Regions from separate parts of the Mus musculus genome. Here region 2 is linked to region 1. The links are chromatin loops, found by intact Hi-C in ENCODE. Cell type or tissue: heart. All regions are shown on one strand. Links, peaks and the distances in the headings refer to the core of each region. The heading gives the core; the rest is flanking DNA. Region 1 has its middle 14 kb from the start of Gm25737. Region 2 has its middle 190 kb from the start of Gm38767.

The links. A loop is a pair of places that touch in the nucleus more often than their neighbours do. Peaks named below come from ENCODE experiments on the same cell type or tissue, not always from the same donor. Only the 100,000 strongest peaks of a DNase experiment are listed, where the experiment ranks them.
Region 2: it touches region 1 in a loop (9-fold over the local background); 11 of 42 quality-filtered maps call a loop at or near these places.

What each region holds. Positions count from the first base shown.
Region 1 is chr6:13,559,275-13,567,658 of GRCm38, reverse strand. No RefSeq gene overlaps it. Among named protein-coding and RNA genes, the nearest start is that of Gm25737, 14 kb to the right of the region's middle. In heart, for the core only: a CTCF peak has its summit at 1,716 (motif pointing left); no DNase peak of the experiment used is centred there.
Region 2 is chr6:14,203,787-14,212,170 of GRCm38, reverse strand. No RefSeq gene overlaps it. Among named protein-coding and RNA genes, the nearest start is that of Gm38767, 190 kb to the right of the region's middle. In heart, for the core only: a CTCF peak has its summit at 4,429 (motif pointing right); no DNase peak of the experiment used is centred there.

The DNA of each region.
Region 1 (8,384 bases), core at 359-8,358:
AAAAACTCTTCTCAAGGATAAAAGAACTTCTGGTGGAATCACCATGCCTGACCTAAAGCTTTACTACAGGGCAATTGTGATAAAAACTGCATGGTACTGGTATAGAGACAGACAAGTAGACCAATGGAATAGAATTGAAGACCCAGAAATGAACCCACACACCTATGGTCACTTGATCTTCGACAAGGGAGCTAAAACCATCCAGTGGAAGAAAGACAGCATTTTCTTTCTTTTTTTTTTTTTTCCATTTTTTATTAGGTATTTAACTCATTTACATTTCCAATGCTATACCAAAAGTCCCCCATATCCACCCACCCCCACTCCCCTGCCCACCCACTCCCCCTTTTTGGCCCTGGCATTCCCCTGTACTGGGGCATATAAAGTTTGCAAGTCCAATGGGCCTCTCTTTCCAGTGATGGCCGACTAGGCCATCTTTTGATATATATGCAGCTAGAGTCAAGAGCTCCGGGGTACTGGTTAGCTCATAATGTTGTTCCACCTATAGGGTTGCAGATCCCTTTAGCTCCTTGGCTACTTTCTCTAGCTCCTCCATTGGGAGCCCTATGATCCATCCATTAGCTGACTGTGAGCATCCACTTCTGTGTTTGCTGGGCCCCGGCATAGTCTCACAAGAGACAACTACATCTGCGTCCTTTCAATAAAATCTTGCTAGTGTATGCAATGGTGTCAGCGTTTGGATGCTGATTATGGGGTGGATCCCTGGCTATGGCAGTCTCTACATGGTCCATCCTTTCATCTCAGCTCCAAACTCCGTCTCTGTAACTCCTTCCATGGGTGTTTTGTTCCCAAATCTAAGGAGGGGCATAGTGTCCACACTTCAGTCTTCATTCTCCTTGAGTTTCATGTGTTTAGCAAATTATATCTTATATCTTGGGTATCCTAGGTTTGGGGCTAATATCCACTTATCAGTGAATACATATTGTGTGAGTTTCTTTGTGAATGTGTTACCTCACTCAGGATGATGCCCTCCAGGTCCATCCATTTGGCTAGGAATTTCATAAATTCATTCTTTTTAATAGCTGAGTAGTACTCCATTGTGTAGATGTACCACATTTTCTGTATCCATTCCTCTGTTGAGGGGCATCTGGGTTCCTTCCAGCTTCTGGCTATTAGAAATAAGGCTGCTATGAACATTTTATTGAAAGGACGCAGATGTAGCTGTCTCTTGTGAGACTATGCCGGGGCCCAGCAAACACAGAAGTGGATGCTCACAGTCAGCTAATGGATGGATCATAGGGCTCCCAATGGAGGAGCTAGAGAAAGTAGCCAAGGAGCTAAAGGGATCTGCAACCCTATAGGTGGAACAACATTATGAGCTAACCAGTACCCCGGAGCTCTTGACTCTAGCTGCATATATATCAAAAGATGGCCTAGTCGGCCATCACTCGAAAGAGAGGCCCATTGGACACGCAAACTTTATATGCCCCAGTACAGGGGAACGCCAGGGCCATAAAAGGGGAGGGGGTGGGCAGGGGAGTGGGGGTGGGTGGCTATGGGGGACTTTTGGTATAGCATTGCAAATGTAAATGAGCGAAATACCTAATAAAAAATGGAAAAAAAAGAATATATCTAATAAAAATAAATAAAAAAGAAAAGGCATGTTTTAAATAATAACCAAATTATAAGAGTTCTTAAAGAATTAACAAACAAGATATCTGAAATTATTTTTCAAATCCAGAGGCTCTGGGGTCCCCCTTGTGGTGGATTGTAGAATTTTGAAATATAAAATCTCTATTTTTAGAAAGAACACAGACCCTATTCACACAGAACCATTCTCACCAGTATAGAAAAAGGGCAATGTTTCAGACAAATGTTTGAAGTAAAGCCAAGATGCTGCTCTTCAGCTGATAACAGTTATTGATGTCCCTTAACCTAACAGGACTGTTGGCCACAAAGTTATAATATAGCTTCCTCTCATATTTCAACTTTGGATATGAATTTCAGCTTTGCATTGGCTAGTTCAAATGTCTTCATTGTAACACTGCCAAAATTCACGATTGCCTACGAGTGCCAGGAAGCTCTTGTAGTCTTCATTCAGCTATTTGTATCTGGTCTATACAAACTGGTGTTTGGCTTCTTAAACAGGAATCCCTTTGAATATAACAGACATTTTCAATTATCTAACTCTAGGATCATAGTTTCTTACTCTTTACTTGGTCAAACCTGCCATAGAAGAACAACACCAATCTTTTCTCAGCTCTTTCAGGTTTTGGTTCAAAAGAAGAGGTTTGTTAAATCATCTAACTGATATTTTTGAAGGCTTGAGGAGTTTTCATTTTCCCTTATACCTGAAGGAAATGGAAAATTAAAGCAAGCAATGAGTTACATTTATTATTTAGGAGATACTGTAGAGGAGTTTTAATTCTGCAACATACATACTCTGGCAAGGGTCTAAAGACCTAGATCTGTGATCTGCCTGGAATATAGACACATCCTTACTCCACACCTTTAATTCCAAACAATGGAGTCTAATTGAGGGGTAGATGAAGTGATGTATCAAAGAAATATTTGACAAGATGAGTCAGTGATAGGATACTTCCAATTCTCAAGAGAGCAGCACAAACAGAGAAGCAATTAAGGAGCAATGCAGGGAAAGAAAGTAAGTTTTGTTCAGTGAGTGAGTTCAGTGCAATGAAGTTGAGTTCATTCATGCAATTCAGTGGGGGTCAGCAGAGGCAGTTGAAGTCAGAGAATGAGTGGGAACCAGAAGATTAGAACAAATTGCCAGCATTAGTTTGAGGTCAAGCAGAGCAATTCAGTTAGAATCTGAGAGAAGCCCGATTGAATTAGTCAGCTTTAACATGAGTCTGAGTGAGAACAGAATTGAACCAGCCATCAGAGTTCAGAAAGAACTAGAAAGCATAAAGTTATTCAACATTAAGCCTCTGAGTTGAAAATTATATCAGGAGAATAAAAGATACTACTATATGATACAAAAAACCCCTCGGTGTTTATATAATTCATAAGTTCAAGAATTGTTTTCCCCCCTCTGTGTATGTATTTATAGTCAGTATTGAGACTATAGTGTGGCCATGACTATTATTTTTGTTAGTTGTTTTGTTTGTGTAAGTACAATGTTCATAACTAGGGCAGAGCTTATCACTTTCAAAAGAGAAAAAAGATAATAGTGAGGATATATATAAAACAGTGAAATTATAGAAATGATTAAGACCCAAAGCAGCCATTTTCCCTTTTAACCCAGACAAGATTGTTTTCAAAGGGGTGGGACATACTCACACCACTCTTGTTTACTATTAGCAACATTAAGAACCACAGAGAACAGAATTAAAATCAATGTGTTATAAGCATGACTCCCCTCAAAAAAAAAAAAAAAACCCAAACAACAAAAATTCTATAACACTAAAAATGTATGCTCAGAGATGAGGGTAAAATACAGTCACTGAAAAGTTTATTTTATTTTATTTTTTATTCTTTAATCTTTTTTTTTCGATGCAGATTTTACCCTCCTCCTGGTCCACCCTCAAACTTTTCCTCATCCCACACCTCCTCACCTCTGCACCCCCCCCATCTCCAAGAGGATATCCCCACCCCACCAGACCTCCCTACTCCCTGGGGCCCCAAGTGTCTTGAAGGCTATGTGCATCTTCTCTGAGTCCATACCCAGCAATCCTCTGCTGTATATGTGTTGGGGGACTCATATCAGCTGGTGTATGCTACCTGGTTGGTGGCTCAGTATCCGAGAGATCCCAGGAGTACAGGTTAGTTGAAACTGCTGGTCTTCCTATGGGACCACATTCCTCCTCAGCTTCTTCCAGCTTTCCCCCAATTCAACCACAGGGGTCAGCAACTTCTGTCCATTGGTTGGGTTTAAGTATCTGCATCTAACTCCTTCATGTGCTTGTTGGGCAGTCATGATAGGCTCCTGTTTGTAAGCACACCATAGCATCAGTAATAGTGTCAGACCATGGGGCCTCCCCCTTAACTGAATCTCAATTTGGGTCGATCACTGGACCTCCTTTTCCTCACACTCTTCTCCATTTTTGTCCCATCAGTTCTTTCAGACAGGAACAGTTCTGGGTCAGAGTTTTGTGGGATGGCAACCCCATCCCTCCACTTGATGGCCTATCTTTCTGCTGGAGGTAGACTATACAAGTTTCTTCTCCCCACTGTAGGGCAGTTCATCTAAGGTCCCTTTCTTTTTGTTCTGAGAGTCTCTCACCTCCCAGTTCTCTGGTACATTCTAGAGGGTCCCCCAATCTCCTACCTCATGAGGTTGCCTGCTTCAATTCTTTCTGCTGGCCCTCAGAACTTCAGTCCTGTCCCCCTTCTGCCCAATGCCTGATCATGTTCCCCTCTTCCCCTCCCTGTGGCCTTCCACACCCAGGTCCCTCCCAACCTCCCCATCCTGTGATTGCTTTCTTCTCCCTCCCAAGTGGGGCTGAGGCATCTTCACTTGGGTGCTTTGCTTGGTAGCCTTCTTGAGTTCTGTGGATTGTATCCTGGGGATTCTGTCCTATTTTGGCTAATATTCACTTATTAGTGAATGCATACCATGCATATCCTTTTGGGTCTCAGTTACCTCACTTAAGATTTGCTGCCTCCAGACTTGCTGGAATGGAATAAGTGTGCTCTTTGGAAAAAATAAAAATAATATAAGATTAAAGGTTATCAATGCAGTCAGAAAAGAATAATAACTAAGTTGTTATTTATAACTTAAAATCATAAGTGGGCACATCTAAATGAGCATCAATTCTCTAAAATTGTATTAAAAAGCTTCATAGAGTTCCAAATATGTAGAAAGTTAAATAGTGTGTTAAACAATCGTATATAAGTCATCTCTTCGTGTGATGAAATTAAAGTAATAATACATCATTTCTAGGATACACATAAACCTTAGTCTGTAAGACTAAGAACAGAGAGGAAAAGAATGAAATAAAATTATCAACTGTGTAAGAAAGTGGGAGAGGAGGGGGCAGCAGAAGAGGTGGGGCATTCAGAAAGCTTAGCAGTAGAGCAGATACAAACCCACACTCACTCTCTGAATACGTTTGAGGCTAATATAGGGAGGATGGTGGGAACAGGGCAGTCCATTTTGCTTTGCCTTATGGTGTCTGTCTTAGGGTTTTACTGCTGTGAACAGACACCATGACCAAGGCAAGTCTTATAAAAAACAATATTTAATTGGGGCTGGCTTACAGGTTCAGAGATTCAGTCCATTATCATCAAGGTGGGAGCATGGCAGTATCCAGGCAGGCATGGCTCAGGAGGAGCTGAGAGTTCTATGTCTTCATCCAAAGGCTGCTAGTGGAAGACTGACTTCCAGGCAACTAGGGTGAGGATCTTATACCCACACCCACAGTGACACACCCATTCCAACCAGGTCACACCTATTCCAACAAGTCCACACCTTCAGATGGTGCCACTCCCTGGTCCAAGGATATACAAATCATCACAGTGTCCTTTTCAATAAATTTTCCTAACTAGTAGTTTGAAGTTGGATACTTTGTAGGCACGTTGGTTACTAAGTGCCTGGAAAGGCATTCTGTATTATCATGTCCTTAAGGACTCACAGTGAACTTTCCTGATAGACTTTGAAGCCCTCTTTTAGAGGTGAGGTTTACGTAACATTGCTCTGGCAGTAAATGAAAAGAAGAAGGAGAAGGAGAAGGAGAAGGAGAAGGAGAAGGAGAAGGAGGAGAAGGAGAAGGAGAAGGAGAAGGAGAAGGAGAAGGAGGAGAAGGAGAAGGAGAAGGAGAAGGAGAAGGAGAAGGAGAAGGAGTAAGGAGAAGGAGAAGGAGAAGGAGAAGGAGAAGGAGAAAGGAGAAGGAGAAGGAGAAAGAAGGAGAAGGAGAAAAGGAGAAGAAGAAGAAGAAGAAGAAGAAGAAGAAGAAGAAGAAGGAGGAGGAGGAGGAGGAGGAGGAGGAGGAGGAGGAGGAGGAGGAGGAGGAGGAGGAGGAGGAGAAGGAGAAGGAGAAGGAAGGAGAAGGAGAAGGAGAAGGAAGGAGAAGGAGAAGGAGAAGGAGAAGGAGAAGAAGAGAAGAAGAGGAGGAGGAGGAGGAGGAGGAGGAGGAGAAGGAGAAGGAGAAGGAGAAGGAAGGAGAAGGAGAAGGAAGGAGAAGGAGAAGGAGAAGGAGAAGAAGAGAAGAAGAAGAGGAGGAGGAGGAGGAGGAGGAGGAGGAGAAGAAGAAGAAGAAGAAAGAAAAAGAAGAAGAAGAAGAAGAAGAAGAAGAAGAAGAAGAAGAAGAAGAAGAAGAAGAAGAAAAGAAGAAGAGGAGGAGAAGAAGAAGGAGAAGGAGAAGAAGGAGAAGAAAAAGAGAAAAGTAAGATGTAAGTTACCCCAAAGCATAACACATCCCACTGAAACAATTATGCATTTATTACCATTCAGTTTAGTCATGCCCAAATATATCCTATGATCTTAATTATCCAGAAGAAACAGATGGACAAACCTTTTGCCACAACCTTACCTTATTTTAAATGCAAAAAAATGAGATTTTTCAAGTTATAAAAATAAATCTTCAAAATGAATATACTAAACTTAACCTATATCCCGTATATAGCCACTCATCTTCATATTAGGTATTCATGGCCAGGGTGTGCATCTTATTTTCTCCTCTGTGTTCCACAATGCTCATGCATTTCAGCTGCTGCTTAGGTCTCCGTTTCATTCTGCTTAAAACTGCTTGATTAAGAAGTAGAGTTTTTATTTCCAAAATGATTTATAATAGATGACAATGTAATTATATTAGGAGACATTTTAATTTACAATTTCATTTCCAGCTGAAATTTATGCAAAATAAAATCTAATTTATTTTAAAGAATATCAAACCTGCTAATCAATTCTCTTTTAATGAATTCCTGGGAAGAAACTAGTGCTGGCTATGATTCCTCACAGAGTTATCTTCCAACCATATTGCTTTTAAAAAGTATTCAATCTATTTTTATGCTCTTTTGGGAGGGAGAATTGTATTATCTATTTACCACAAAATGAAGACTTTGGAACCTGACCTATAAAAAGGGAGAATGTTTGTTGTTTTCCTTTGGCCATGTATATTCAGGTGTGTTCATTTAAATTCCCTTCAGATGAATTAATTAATACTTGGGTTCTGATAATTTCTAGTAAAAATAATTTCTACCTTAGCTATATTTTAACATACACTTTAAAGCTGATGTGACCATAGCTTCTTTGAGGATCATTAAGAAAGAATGTGTTGAAGAAAGAAAAATTATCATAAGAAAAGATAAATGAACAGGGAAGTGGTTCTGAACCCTTGCTTCTAGTGGGAAATCCCATAAAGGGATGAAAAGTTACCAGAAAACATGAATCAGCTCATTAACTTGATGCATCGATAACATCAGCTATTGACTTTTAATGCTTGTCCTTATTATTTATGATCCTCAGAACTCTTCAGATACATTTTAAATTAAACGTAATAGCATGAACTAGTTACATCATTATGCTTACTGCATCATCTATTTAAAGCAGCTCAAAGCACAATTCACAGAGGAGAAACAACGCTGGTGGGCCCATGTTGTTTTGTGATGCAAATTACTAATTATTAAATGTTGAATGTGGCAGCTATAATTGCGGCTGTATTTGAAGTGATCAAAAAAACTGTCGACATACTATGAAGTATTTTTTGGGAAAGCAAGTTAACATTGCTTTCTTTTATTGTTGTTCCATGACATCTTTCTGCTTGGGCTCCTACCAATACACATATACATCTGAATCATAGCTTATTTATTACTAATAGCAAGGCACACGTTTAGAAGTTTTTGCATGTCAAAGCAAAGCAGATTACAATGAGCAAACTACATTAGTTTTCAAAGGTGGTTTTAGAAATGGCAATTCAGTCGCACATTAAACAACTCATTGAGTTTTATAGAATAGTTGAGAATAATTAATTCTGTCTAGTAGGAAACAATTTTATTTCCAACTTAATACTTTATTTATTATTTGGAAATTTCTCATCATGCACTCGAACTACACTTCCCTGTCTGTCCTCCCAGGCCACTTCTTAACTCTTGTGACTCTCCCCCTAAAGAAAAAGAAAGAAAGTTCAACTTGTGAGGCCCATATACTCACTGGAGCATAGTTAAACTCCCCAAGGCCAGCCCCTTAAAGGAAACTAAGTCTTTCCCTACCTGAACCCCAGCCAAAACTCATCAGTTGTAGAGACTGACATTTTAGTATCCTTGTCACAATTTTAAAGAGTTCTCTTCAATGACTTTCTGTCTAGGTTGTTACTTTTTTTTTTTTTTTTTTTTTTTTTTTTTTTTTGAGGAGGCAGGGGTGGTATGGGGGTGAGAGTTGTCACAGGAGCTTTCTGTGACTCAGCAGTCATCAATACAATTAATAAGTAATTTTCTTACCATTTATATTACTACAAATGGGAGTATGG
Region 2 (8,384 bases), core at 219-8,218, 640 kb before region 1:
TGAAAGGAAATAGACTATAGATGCATGAAATATTACAAAGTATCTTTTAAATTTTTATTTCAAAGAAAAGTCCATTGCACTTTTGATATGTGAAATACCATGTGGTTATATAAAGATCAACACACATGCATATGCACACACACATACACAATCTGTAGAGAAAGAATGGGCAATATATATATATATATATATATATATATATATATATATATATAAAATGAAATAGTTGTTCAAGAAGAACTGTAAGACACTGATGAAAGATTGAAGATACCTGATAATGCATCATAATCCATGAGTCTCTTATAGAAAAGTCACCATGTGCATAACAACTCCACAACTCTAGGACCCTTCATTTTATTTCAAAGTTTTCTTATTCATTTTATACATTATTGTTCATTAAATAAGTTTTTCTGCATTAGTACTGGCAAAGGAACTAGAAAGAAATATATACCAAACAACATAAATAAAGTGTGTCTGTAAGACTTAAAATACCTTTTTACTTTATATGTCTATAAAGTGTGTAGGAGCCCAACTCTCCGAGAGACTGAGCATAATGTGGATTTGTCTTCAGCACATGCTAGTTCCCTGCTTCTACTGCATTCTGCGTTTTCCTTTTTGCTTATTTCTCTTTTCCAGTCTCATCTTGGCATATTTTTCTTATGGATTTTTTTATTATAACCTCATGTTCATATTTTTAAATCTCATTAGCTGTCTATGTTTTTCTTCATTTTTAAATCCCACCAGTTTTGGGCTATGATTATTTTCAGCCAAATTTTGAGAATGAGAAGTATGTATACTTGTGGCCTAGCCTCTTAATTATAAGTTCCCACAAAACTCATTAGTGAGAAGAGCCGTGTACAGCTGGATTGTAAACAACTCAATTGAAAAGCTTTATACTCACAGGTATTAAAATAGAGCAGCTTATTATTTTTTTAATATCTGTGTCTGCACAGATAACCCCTCCCTGCTGGGTAATGGAAATTCTAATTATACCTCTCTTTCTCTGGTCAACATCCAACCAGCCAACTCAAACTTAGAAATATCATAGAAGCTGCTTCATCTTTCGATTTCTCCCTTCCTTCTCCTACTTTAAAGATGAGGAAGCTTGGCTAATTAAACTTAAGGAGCAAGCTTAAGTTCATACTCCTGATCAGTGGCAGGGACAAGGACTGAACCTTGGTTATCTGTCTATAGAGCCAATACCCATTATTAAAAAAAGCAAACAAACAAAAATTCATGCTGCAAAAATAATCTTTTACTTAAGATAACACTAAATACATTCAATATATTGAGGCATCATCAGGGTTTTTATCTAATATATGTTGATGCACAGGATACACAAACTATTTTGAAATACAGGAGACCATGTAATTTATGTATCTGAAGGTAAATTTTGAAATACAATGTCAATTCTGGAAAGAAGTCATTGGTTTTATAAGGCACTACAAATAGGGAATTAGTGAAACTGGATCATTGGCTCTTGCAAAAATTTGGTTTCCTTGGGAAAGTAAAAAGAGGTAAACCCCTGGTTTTAATGCATTTTCTAAAATTTTAATGTATTGTCTTGTATTGTGTGTTTTTGCTTAATTCAAAGTAATACATAATAATGAAAGGAAATAGACTATAGATGCATGAAATATTACAGAGTATCTTTTAAATTTTTGTTTCAAAGAAAAGTCCATTGCACAATGTGAAATACCATGTGGTTATATAAAGATCAACACATGCATATGCACACACACATACACAATCTGTAGAGAAAGAATGAGCAATATATATATATATATATATATATATATATATATATGAAATAGTTTATTTCATGTTCTTAGCTCACCAGCATAAAATTTGTTACCAGCATAGCTCCATCTCACTCTTAAATAAGGCATATCTACAAATATTTTATCTACAAGACGTATTGCAGCCATCTTTGGCTCAGGTCAAAATGGATATGGAGTATTTTAAACACAAACAAACAAACAAACAAGTAAATAATAACATATAACATAGAGACCAGGGAATTATCTTTGGTTGACCTAGGAGCACTGCCCTTTCCTGAAGGGCAATCAAGGAGGAATGGGAAGGGGAGGTTGGAGCTGGGGGGCAAAGGGAAGGAAGGGGAACTGCCATCGGGATGTAATATATGAGAGGATAAATTAATAATTAAAAATGCATCATGGCATTAATGCACCATGAAAATATAACTGACTTACTGTTTGAAAACTGAAATGACAATAGACTGTTGCTGCCCCTTTCTACCTTAGCTAGGATCATGTGCATCAAGTAACTTCACCTTTCCATTGCTGTGCTGATTGCATCTGAGATAGAAAGCTTCCTGATTAACCAGGTACCAAAAGATAATCTGTGTCTTTTCATCCTGGTTCAGAGCCAAGGCCATAGCAACTTTAGAGATTAGCTCTAGCCAAGAAAACTGAAGAGAATGGCAAGAGTGATATCAATAGCATCATATTTGGTTTCTGTACAGTTGTTTCTACTGTAACTTGATGGACAGCAATGACTCACATTGAGAAATTGAGAACTCTAAATAATACACTTTGAAATGTAATTAGCAAAAAAATCCAAATTCAGTGTACAAATAACTCATATATTGTGCTCATTAAAAGATCTCAGACTCTAAGTAGTGGAATGCACTGCACAATAATACAAAATATTGTGTCACTCCTAGCATTGTAAATGGTGCATGACATAAATCTTGGAAATAAGCATAGAAGAAATTGATTCTTAGTGCCAGGATAGGGTTGGTTTTATCTGAAGCATCTGCATTGTTTTTACTTTAGGAGAATTTTTAATGTCTGCAAGGATTGTGCTTCTCTGATGATCACTGGTAGAAAGCTTAGCCAAACTTTTGATCCAACAGCAAATTAGTTTTACTTCATGTTTATAAATATCAGCTTACCTCTGTTCTAACTTTCTCACGGTTCTCCTTTTAATGTTTCCTTTTACTGCACCTTAACTGATTTTGCAAACAATAACCAGTGAACATGAATCACATTCTGTATATATCATTTTCAATTTACCACCTACTCGAAAATACCTGGGGAAAGGGTGAAGCCAAGTAAACGTGGTTCATTTTAACTCATGCCTAAATCAAGATTGGGCTTATTATGCCTAAAGGTATACTATGTACTCAATGGCAAGATTCCTTAAAGGCTGAACTCTGGGCCAACATCATTACAAAGGCTAGATACATTTTCGAAACATAAAGTTTTAGACATCTTACCAGACTTATCAAATTATAAATCCTCCTGTAGGGACTGAAAAATCTGTGTGATAACAGTCCCCCACATCATGAGAGATGTTCCCTTCACATCATGCCAATGAAAAGTATTGCATGGGTTTCATTTATGTTTTATTTAACCCAAAGACAAGCTTTAGTTCACAAGTCTTCACCTTGACTGTACAGTAAAATAGATTAGGAAGATTTTAAAAATTGCAGTACCTATAATGTATCCCATAAAGATTGTATCAGTCAGGAACCAATTAACAGGGTGTTTTGTTTTTATATACACCCCCAAATGTTCTGGTACACAGCCAACATTTAGTATCAAATCAATATTTGGAATATAAATGGCAAGGTTATAAACTCATCATAAAATTATCAACGATGTCTAGAATCTCACAGGACTTTAGAATCAATCATTCTTTAAGAACTTTAATGCAGCAGGTAACCATACTGTAATTTTGAGAAATTGTTAATCTGCATTCCTCTATCACTTTACACAACATAAATACCAAATAATTCAAAGAATAAAAATTTTAAAATAATTGGTATAAAGAAAAGTACTAGAATTATAGACATTGGAAGTTTTTTGCAAAATCTAGAAGTGATAAGGGGCTTAGTATACCATGCTACTAACTAAAAGGCAAGAGAAGGAAGACGACTAGATCCCACTGTCCTGCCATTGGTGTAGGATAGCATCCTCACATTGGAATGGTGCTTTGTGCTTTCTCGGCCTTTGTTGTGGTATGGTCTGCTGCATCAGACTGAATTAAGTATTTTTTATAGAAAGATGGCGGTACTGAACAATACTAAAAAGAATTGTGTCAGTGGCTTGTTCTTTGTGGCCAAGTTCTAAGGCAAAATAATATGGTAGCAAATCCTTACCCATGTTTTGTCTAAAATAAAGGAAATGAAAATTCTTTCAAGAGCAGGAAAGGAAGTTTGAGAACTAGGAGTTGTGCCTTGCATCATATGGAGAACTCCAAGAGAGTGGGCTCTTCTGGGGAGTCCCACTGCCATCACAATAACAGGAAACCAACTATAATGGCTCTGTGGCCGATATGGAGTAACCCTAATATCAGAGTAATAGTAAGAAAGATAAAATTATCCAGAAAACATGCAGCTGGAAGTTCTGATATTGATCTAGGGACCTGAGTTTTCATGGCTGTAACAAGAGGAAACGCCAGCAGATGGCAGCATGAACTACTACACAGTGGGGGGATGCAGCCATTTTAGTAAGGCCTGCCACCTGTGGGTGAAGTGAACTGCAAATGTGGAAGCACCAGTGACATTGCTCAACACCATTACTCTCCAGGTGGCCCCTGGAGTTTCCATGCCTCTCTAGGAAGAAGCAGAGGTAGAGGAATTAAAGAAGCTGACATGCTTGAAACTGGTTTATTCTGTAGTGCCTAGACTACATATATCTGTCTGTTACTGGGTGCAACAGGACTGATTTTGAGTGAACACTGAAAATACAAGTTAAGTTTGGGCATTTCAAAGGATGGTGTGAACATGTAGTATGTGAAAATATATAGGAATATTTTAAGATATGATACATCATTTTTACATGGCAAACATCTTATGGAAAGGTCAAGAGATGAAGGATGTATTGCCCCTTAAGCCCGGGCTCACACTTGGATATATACCCATTCTCTTAGATGTCTTTCTAAGCATCTCTCATCCTTAAACCTAAATTAAAATGTTTTTAATAAGCTATTACTCTTCATTAGAAATAGATAAAGGATAGCAAATGTAACAAGGATACATAAACAAGAAACTTAATTTCCTTATATCCAAAACCACATACTGTCCCCATCCTATTTACTTTTTTGTTAGACTAAAAGAACAAAAAATGAGAATTATCAGTAAGAACTGCAACATTCATCCATCTTGAATATGCCCTTTTACAACCAAACAGCCATGCAACATAATGAGTTGTCCAAATTTTAATCTTGCATATCGAAATCTTTTTTTCACCTGATATATTCAATATTGAAACATTGTAATATTGGAATCTAAAATGTTTCCTAAAAATAAGCTATCAGAGAATCCACATGCAAGTTGTCCTTTCCCTCTGTGTACAGGCCAGAGGAATTCTGCATGAAAACGACTGACTGATTTCAAGGTTCTAAAGTCTAGTGTGGCTGCCTACAAAGAACCATTCATTCTAACTCACAGATTTTTCTCCCTGTTGATATGTAGAAACAGGCAATTCCACTTAATTCTCCACCAAATATTTAAACAGTATGCATTTTAAAAGATAATATAAACAGTAATGAAAAAGAATTGTCATTGTAATCATATCTATTTGCCACCATAATCTGCCGAAGTTTATAGTAGCACTTGTTTCCCTGCCTTATTTTTGTCTCCTAATTCTTAATCTTTTCAATAATAGCTTATGTTTGTTCCTTTCCTTTTCATTGCTGATCTTAGAAGCAAATGTTTTTATTGCAAGTGTCAAGAACAGAGCCTGCCAATAAGTATATGTTAGAGAAGCAGACACACATTTAAGTCTGTACGTTGGCTGAAATTAATTTCACTATGTGATATAAGAACCTAAGCAGTAGTCTTCTGCCCAGGAATATCTGCTGGGGTGGACTGTTAGCTAGTCTGATCCCCTGGAGACACCATATCCTGAGACAACCCAGAAGATCCACTTCACTCTAGGTTACTGACACTAAGGTCTGAGGCATCCCAGGAGATCTGCTATACACAAGGCAACCAAGCAACTGATCACCAACTTGTGTGCTCCCCTGAAGACACTGCAGCTTGAAGGCATCCCCGGAGCTCCTCTGTAGACAGGGCAACTGGGCAACAGACACCAGCCTGAAGACCTGCTTGGGGACACTGTGGAATGCAGAACAACTGACCCAACAGACTGAAAGCCTCCCTGGAATTCTGCTGCACACAGGGAAACAGAAACCACAGTCAGTAGATTTCCCTTGGAAAATATCTTTGCACAAGACAACAGCCAGACTACTCCTCTGAAGACCCAACAGTCTGAAGGCCTGCCAGGAGATCTACTGAAGCCAGAGCAACAGATCAACAGTTTCTCTGCCCCTCTGAGGATCCCCTAGTTGGAAGGCCCCACAGTGGTCTGACACAGTCAGGGCCACAGGCCTAACAGGAGACCTGAAGCAACCCAGGGCCAAAAGAGTCAGTCTCCAGACAAAGTCACCCAGACCAGCAAACTCCAGGGGCAACCAGATGGCAAGAAGCAAGATCAAGATTATAAGTAACAGAATCCAATATACATGGACATCATCAGAACCCAGCTCTCCCACCACAGCAAGCCCTAAATAAACCAAAACATCTTAAATACAGTAAGCTGAGCAAAAATCCTACCTCATGAAATTAATAGAGTCCTTTAAGGAAGATATAAATAACTCACTTAAAGAAATACAAGATAACATAATCAAACAGGTGGAGGAATTGAATAAAGCAGTTCAACACCTAAAAGTGGAAGTAAAAATAATATAGAAAACACAAATGGAAGCAAACCTGGGAATGGAAAAACCTAAAAAGAGGTCAGGAATTACAAATGTAAATATTACCAACATAATAAAAAAGACAGAAGAAAGAATCATGCATGTAGAACATACAGTAGAAGAGATTGAAAGAACTGTCAAAGAAAATTCAAAACATAAAAAATTCCTAACCCAAAGCATCCAGGAAATTCAGGACATAATGAAAAGATCAAATCTAAGAATAATCAGAATAGAGAAGAATGAAGATTCCCAGCTCAAAGGATTTGAAAATGTCTTCAACAAAATAATAGAAGAAAATATTCCCAACCTAAAGAAAGAGCTGAACATAAATACACAAAAAGCCCATAGAACACCAAATAAATGGGACCAGAAAAGAAAATCCTCATCACATGATAATTAAAACACTAAACTCATAGAACAAAGACAGAATATTAAAAGGTGCAAGGGAAAAGGCCAAGAAATATACAAAAGTAGACCTATCAGAATTACACCAGACTTCTCAACAGAGACTATGAAAGTCAGAAGAGCCTCTTCAGAGGTCATGCAGACTCTAAGAGAACACAAATGCCAGCCCAGAATACTATACCCAGCAAAACTCTCAATCAACATAGATGGAGAAACCAAAATATTCCAGGACAAAACCAAATTCAAACAGTATATATCTACCAATCCACCTCTACAGAGGATCCTAGAAAGAAAACTAACACAAGAAACAACCTAGACCAAAGAAAAGACAAGTTACTAAGCATATCACAACAAAGCCACAATGAAACTAAGAGAAGTTATGAACCAAATAGATTTAACAGATATCTACAGAACACTTCATCCTAAAACAAAATAATACACCTTTTTCTCAGCACATCATGGTACCTTCTCCAAAATCGACCATTTAATTGGTCAGAAAACAACCTTCAATTGATACGAGAAGATTGAAATGATTCCATGCATCCTAACAGATCACAATAACTTAAGGCTGATCTTCAATACCATCAAAAACAACAGAAAGCCCACATATACATGGAAACTGAATAACTCTTTCCTTCCTCAACAATAACTTGGTCAACGAAGAAGTAAAGAAATTAAAGACTTCCTGGAATTTACTGAAAATCTTGACACATCATACTCAAACTATTGGAAAACAATGAAAGTGGTACTAAAAGGAAAATTCATAGCAATAAGTGCCCTGGTAAAGAAACTGAAGAGATCTTACACTAACAACTTAACAGCATGCCTGAGAGCTCTAGACCAAAAAGAAGCAAACTCACCCAAGAGGAGTAGAATGCAGGAAATAGTCAAACTCAGGGCTAAAATCAACCAAAAAGAAACAAAGAGAACAATAGAAAGAATCCACAAAACCAAAATCTGGTTCTTTGAATCAACAAGATATATAAACTCCAGCCAAACTAACTAAATGGCCCAGAGGTAGTATCCAAATTAACAAAATCAGAAATGAAAAGGGAGACATAGTAACAGAAACTGAGGAAATTCAAAAAAATCATCAGATCATACTACAAATGCCTACAATCATCAAAACTAGAAAAGCTAGATTAAATGGATTATTTCCTAGACAGATACCACATCCAAAGTTAAATCAAGAGCATGTAAACTATTTAAACAGGTCCATATCCCATTAAAAAAAAAGAATAAATCATTAA